2 separate regions of the Homo sapiens genome follow, and region 2 is linked to region 1. Evidence: chromatin contacts called from ENCODE Hi-C data. All regions are on one chromosome and are shown on one strand. Each heading gives the region's core, a stretch centred on a gene start or an enhancer-like site at or near the end of the contact. The rest is flanking DNA. Distances are from core to core; before and after follow the strand shown.

Region 1 (3,418 bases), core at 554-3,053:
CAGTTATAGGCCCAGAGATACAGTCCAAAGTCCTGGACAAAAATCAATGTATGTCTCACTCCCAAGGTCCTTGACTCCATTCGGCCATCTTGCAAATTGTATTGTCTGCTTCCACTGGGGCCTGGGTTGATCCTGGAAGCCATACTGAGGAAAGTGCATGAAGGAGTAAGAACTATCACTAACACACTGTTCCCATTGATCCAAAAGGCAGTTTTGGTTCCAAATATAGTTTTCCTCACTACAATTTTGGGATGACTCAGATGATCACTTACCTCGAGGAGTTCACTGTGTCCACAGTAGGATAGGGCAAAACCACATATTCTATTATATTTTGTATAAGACATAGCACATAGATATAATGCGTTTACTCTTCAAGGAGAGGAGGTGCATACCATTGTTTTATTTGATAGATAAAAGCTCATGGCAAAAACGTAAAAGTTTAAACTAGTTTCCATCCATGAAATGAGTAAGACTCATGGTTCTTAGTATTTTCGTGACTAAAGGGATCCAATTTTGGTATCTAATATTAATGAAACGCTCATGTAGTGTGTCCCCACATGGGTACTTCTGGAAAAGTCTACACTGTGAACTGGACTTCACCAAAGTGAGCAGGAAGGGAAATCCCGACACGCCCTGATGCTCTTGTCTCTAAAGGCATTTTGAGTGGAGAGAAGTGGGGGAGAGGGGAAGAAGCGGGTAGGAGGGGAGGAGGAGGATGGGGAGGAAGAGGATGCGGAGGAAACAGCAGCAGTATCAGGTAGAGGTACAACTCTTACTAAGTTGCCCTGCTCCCCAGAAGAGGGAAACCAAGCATGATGATCAAGTCTGGAAAACACTTCCTTTGAACTCCTACCCCTCAGAAACTACTTCCCTATTCCCCAAACCAAATTTCTGCTAATTCATCATGAACCAAGAACGTATGCAGGATAGGGAGGAGTGGAGGCCATAGGACACGGGCACCGCAGAATGGAACCTCATAGCCGCCGGTTCCACCGTCCCTTTCTTGGACCAGAAGGAACAGGACCTAGATTTCTGGATCCCCCATTGTCCAATCACAGGTTCCCACCGCACCCAATGGCCCCCTCCCGTCGCGGTCCTAGAAAATCCCGAGCCACTGGTCCCGGTCAGGCCCGGCGGGCCAGGGGCGGGGCGCCAGGAAGAGCTGCGCACCCAGGACTTGCGGTCTCTCCTTACCCGCGAGGGTAGGCCGGACCCCACCCCCGGAAGCCCGCCCTGATCTCACCTGCCAGGTGGGCATCCCGAGGGTGCGCGGCCTCCCAGCCCCTCCCCGGCCCCGCAGCCTGGCGGGGGAACCCCAGGCGCTCGCCTGCGCTTACCGGCCGGGGGCTCCCGCAGGCTGAGGCGCACGTTCAGGTACTCCACCTCCGAGAAGACAGCCAGGGCCGCGGTGCTGGCCGAGGCGCGGGGGCAGGTGCTCGGGCCCCAGGCGGCGGTGGCGCGCCCCTGGGCCTCCAGGCGCAGCGCGCGCAGGGCCACCGGCTCGGACGCCTCCAGCAGCACGTGCCCGGCCACTGTCTCGCCGCTGGAATAGCAGCCCTTGCGCTCGTCCTCGAACACCAGACCCAGGCTCTTCACGCGGCCCTCGGCACCCACGGCCGCCGCGCACCCAGCCTCCCCGCCCATCCCGCCGGGCGACTCTTTCCTGCCCCTGAGGTCGGCAGAGGCCCGGAGCCGGGGTCGCGAGCACAGCGGCGCCGCTGTCACAGGCGCTCGCGGCAGGGTAAGGCCGCCGCGGCAGCCGTGCGGTACCCGATGGGGCACCGGCTCGCCGAGAGGCCTGTCGCTTTAACAAACCCAGTTGGGCCTGGAAAAGGGCCGGGACAGCCCACCCCCGGCGGGCGGCCATTGGTCAGCTGCGAGCCCTGCTTCTTGCTGATTTGTTGTAGATGGTCACTGAGTCATTTCATTGGCGCTCCCACGCGTGGGTGGGCGCAGGAAGGCCGTGCGTGATCAGGGAGTGTTGGCCAATCGGGAGGCTCCGGCGTGCACGTGCACAGGCCGTTTACTGGCTGAGGCCAGGCACAGTCCTGGAGCCCTGGCCAATAGTGAGGCGGTGCGCCCATGTGGACAGACAGTGGGAAACAGTATCTGTCAGGGAGGGGGCGGAACAGGGTTATCTCCGGCTCTCAGCGTGTCAGCCGTTCCCATAGTTACGAACGGGGGCGGGGTTTCTAGCAGCGTAAGGACTTTGCAGGAGCCACTGGGTTCTCGCTAAAGCATGAAGTTGTGGCTGTAACTGGCTTGTGTTTATGATTACATCTGCAATACTCGAGGGGAAATAGATGCTCTGGGAAACGGAACTCGGCAATATTTCCTTTTGAGATCTTGGGGGCCGGCCGCATCGGGACTTTAATGAATGACTTGGAATCTTCTAACCTCCAGGTTTTTGATCACCGCCTCTCCCAGGTTTCAGAATTCCCAGCCCATGTAAGAGCCATAGATAAGAAAAATGAGGGTTGTGGTTTTAAACCTGATACATCCCCTAAGGAGTTCTCCTCCTAAGCTCCGCAGTGTCGCTGTTAGGAATAGCTGGAACTCTGATTCTTCCTGCTGTAAATAAGATCATGAATCACATTGTTTTTGAACAACATCTGTCACTCAAGTTTCTGCCCCACCCGAAAGTTTCCTGACATCATTGTCATATCCACAGAAATTTCCAATTGCCTTGATGACTTGTTCCTCACGCCCAAGTTTCCTCCGGCTTGTCCTGCTACATTTTCCTTTTCAACCTTCCATTTTTTCTCTGTTCTGTTTTTTACCATCTTGCATAGCTGTCATTAGCTGGTCATCATTTTCTTAACTTTTAAGTTGTCCCCTTATCGACATGCCACGTTTGTGAGCTGTTATGTATTGATTAATCTCACAATGAAATTTAGCAATTTTCCTAAAAAAAAAACCTCAAAGTAAAGGTTGCTCTACTACCCTCGTTGAGTTTAGATTATTAATGTGGAGATTTAGTAAAGTTTTATAAGTTCAAAATTTCCTTATTACCTCTCAGAGAAAGTGGAAAAGTCACAAATTAGGCTCTGTGTAAAGTTCAGAAATAGTTGCTATTCTCTGACCATTTCGTCTAGAATAGCTCCCTACATGATCTTACTCTGCCTACTTTTTTTTTTATATAACACAACGTGACCTTACGTGTTTATCTATGTATTATCCATCCCACTCATTTGAAACACAGAACTTGTTCTCATTCGTTTTTTGACCTCTAGGGCCTAACACAGATCTTAGCATACAGTAAGTGCTCAATAAATGTTGAGTGATTGAATGATGTATCCTAACCGTGTAGTAGTATTGGCTCTGCAATACATGAATAGTGTTCTGCCTCTTACTCTACTAAACTTTCACTGTCTCCAGGCAATGGTTCCCTCCAAATTAAGTGGCTGGGAGAGGGAGA
Region 2 (3,387 bases), core at 311-2,810, 910 kb before region 1:
GTCTACCCGTTTGTAAGGCATGTCAGGCAATTGTGAGGGCTAAGAGACATACACAAGGCACACAGTCAGATGCAGGTGATGAGATGTACACACAGATAATAATTAGAGGTAAGGATTCACGTCATAAAAGATACCTAACGGGAGGACAAGAACACTTCCAGCCAAGAGGCCCACACGATGGCAAGGCATATGCAAGGCAGGAGTGTGCAAGCAGTGACTTTAGACCTAGGCAAAGGAGCCGTGGGGACTCAAGACTGGCAAGTGGTAGGGGTGGGGCTTCTCGAATTTATGTATTTCAACAGAAAATTATAAATCACTACTCATATTAATATATAACTTAAAATTCTTAAAAATTAGCTCAGTGCTTTTTGCCTTTAAGAAATATTTTAATTAAACAAACCCAATTTGTTTTAAAACTTCACAGAACGAGGTTCAGAAAGTGGCTTTTGTTGCTGCGCAAAGTTGATGCCTACGGATCATCTATTCCTAAAGTTGTTTAGAATGGGTTATTTCTCTCTCTCTCTCTCTCTCTCTCTCTCTCCCCCTTTCTCTCCTGGCACAAGGAAGTTTTACACCATCTACAATCCCTCCGTTAGATTAAAAAAAAATAAACCTCCATTGTGAGAGGCGCCATTGGTGTCTGCCTCCTTGTCTTCCAGTCACAAATGGAGAGGCGGGCTGAAGAACAGCTTCACTGCTCAGGATGTCATGAATTTAAAAAAGTGTAGCAATGGTGCTTGGCCAGACAGAGTGGAAAACAAAGCCTCAGTCATTTGTTTAAACAAATTCACAAAAACAAAAACACTTCCTCCACGTACCCGTACCCAGTGAATTCTAAAAAGGATCACACATTTAGTATGACTTTTAAAACTTTCACTTTCACACATTAAAAACAACATGATGGGAGCAAACAAGCGGACATCACCCCTCACTCGTGCTTATCTATTTCTGGTTTCATTAAGCTGCCGAAACGACCGCCAGCGCTTCCTCTCATCCCAACAGGAAAATTTCATGGCTCCTGAAGGTCTGAGTCAGACTGGAAAGCTCATGAATATTCTGAGTTTCTGGAGCTGATGCAAGGACGTCACTATAATTGATGACCAGGCAGAGCTATCTACTACACGTTTGAACCACTCCTCTGAAATAATTTATCAGAAGTTAGATTTTCGTTTCTAAAGCTATTAATAACAAGAGTCTGTTTCTGATTTTTAAGATGAAGTTCAATCTTTCAAGCCATTCTGCTTTTCAATAAATTCCCTCTATTTGCAGAGGCCCGCATTAATATACTCCTTGCTTTACTGCATTTTAATAAAGGTGATGAGAAAATAAACCGAAGAGAACCTGAAGCTTCCCACATGCAATGGGAAGAAAGCAGCGTGCTGCAGATTTAAATCAGGATCTGCATTTACTGGGTACACGGAAGTGAAGAGAGTACGTGCATCTGTGTGGTGGCGGCGGGGGACAGAGACAGAGGCGTCTTCCTGTGGACGGCAGGAGCGTCCTGGGCTGTTCCGCTGAGATTTGGGCTCTGAGTCATGGGGTGCTCGCGTGGAACAGTAAGACCGAGTTCAACTGAGAACGCCCGCACGTATCCTATGTTAATTTTTCTTTTGCAAACACATTTGCATCTTTTACTTTCATTTTAAACTGCGCCCCGTGCATATGTGCACTACCAACCCATCCGGGTGACGGGCAAGTTGTATCTACTCTGGGAGCCTCCTCCTGCCTGCGAGGCAAGTGGCGACCCCAGAGCGGGAGGTGGGAGCCCCCTTTTCTTACGGTTCTCGGACCGCAGATTTTCCATCAACACTCAATTAGGTTTAAAGATACACTAGGGTGTGTACTGAGATAGTTCAAAATGATTTCCTTCCAACATAAAATGGATCGTGAACCACGGGAATCCTGAGCCCTCCACTTCCCAGCGAGGCAGCATGACTGGTGCTGTGAGACGGATCCACCAGTGATCGAAACCGCGTTCTGCTAGGGAAATTGAGGTTTGGACCACGTGGTCAAGGACAAATGAAAAACCTTTTACGCATTTCCAAATATCAAAATTAAAGAATTAAAAGAGAAAAAAACCCCAAGGAGTTCATATCTTCCCAAACCACAAAGCCACGCCCGGGCCCCACTCCCTTTTCTATCCACTTTAGCACATGCCGAAGCCCAGCGTGGCCTGGGACCACGTGAGGGACGGTGGGCGTGGCCGGGGCGCAGTCACGTGGCCGCTATGCACGCCGAGCCCCACCTCCAGCCAGCCCCTCCTTGGCGGCTGCAGGAGCCCAGCCAGCGATCCAGGCGGCGTTTCCAAACCCAGATCCACGCCTGTACCTGCAATGACTTACAGGATATTTTAGGAATTAGTCCAACATATCCTTTGGGATATCCTTTGGGGTCTGTAAGTAATACTCAAATAGATTTTACCTATCTCGCTGTATTCTGCAGCCAACTTTAAAACATTCATCTGGAAACTGCAAACACAAAATAACCCTTAGTGCATGATATTGTGAATTCTGTGCCCGTCTCCCCTTCAAAAGCTATATAGTATATACTTAGTACACAAACTAACTCAGAATCATGTATCCTACTGTAAGGAGTCCTCTTTGGTCCAGCAAGCATGTGTGATCTGATACCTAGCCTACTGAGATGCCTACGATTCTTTTCTTCACATCTCCCAAATATAACAGCTACATTTCAGACTCCTAAAATTTAATTTGGAATGAGTTACAAATATCAGTGAGGAAAAACGAGGGCCACAGGAAGCTTAGTATAGCTTGCACGCTCTTGTGTGAGGGCCATAATAAAATTACAAACTGGGATGGATTGCATGATATTTAAAAAATTTAGCCATTCGGTTTCATCAAACAGAAGCATGAGATTTGATAAAATGTTACACTTGAGGAGTATAAATCTTTTTTATTTTAAAAATAATAGAAAAGACCACATAGAGTAAAATCAAAGAATACAACAGACAATTTTTTAAAACTTTCTTTTGGCTAAAGAGTTATTTTTAGGCTGAGCGCTGTGGCTCCCGCCTGTAATCACAGCCCTTTGGGAGGCCGACTGGAGAAGATAGCTTGAGGCCAGGAGTTCAAGAGGGACCTGGGCAACACAGACCCCATCTCTACGAAAAATTAAAAAATTAGCTGGGCATGGTGGCACACGCCTGTAGTGGCAGTTACTCAGGAGGCTGAGGTGGGAGCATTAACTTAAACCTGGGAGGTTGAGGCTCCTGCTCCAGTGAGCTATGAGAGCAACACTGCACTCCAGCCTGGGTGACAGGCCAAGATGTCTCAAACAACAAGTGATTTTAGTATTTCAGTGATGGAAAATTCTGAATAATGATTTCTTCATACCAATTAGATTTGGGACTGCTGAAATTTAATTAAA

Evidence for each region. A loop is a pair of places that touch in the nucleus more often than their neighbours do. Pooled maps may share reads with other maps.
Region 2: a pooled map shows a loop between it and region 1 (11-fold over the local background). The contact joins the enhancer-like site here to the promoter of ARRDC4 in region 1. A Hi-C loop is called at or near these places in 6 of 168 maps with a recorded cell type or tissue (CD4-positive, alpha-beta memory T cell, HCT116, IMR-90 and 3 more) and 13 of 50 pooled maps.

The regions. Positions count from the first base shown.
Region 1 is chr15:97,959,088-97,962,505 of GRCh38, reverse strand. It overlaps ARRDC4 (arrestin domain containing 4), which reads right to left and starts at 1,803. Exons shown (of 8, transcript NM_183376.3): 1 at 1,338-1,803. The coding sequence starts at 1,644.
Region 2 is chr15:98,864,309-98,867,695 of GRCh38, reverse strand. All of the region lies in intron 2 of IGF1R (insulin like growth factor 1 receptor), which reads right to left. Among named protein-coding and RNA genes, the nearest start is that of MIR4714, 82 kb to the right of the region's middle. Within about 2 kb of position 1,560, at least 34 of the 41 ENCODE cell types and tissues checked have a DNase peak (open chromatin) inside an H3K27ac peak, as active enhancers do; they include IMR-90 and natural killer cell, where a contact is called at or near this core.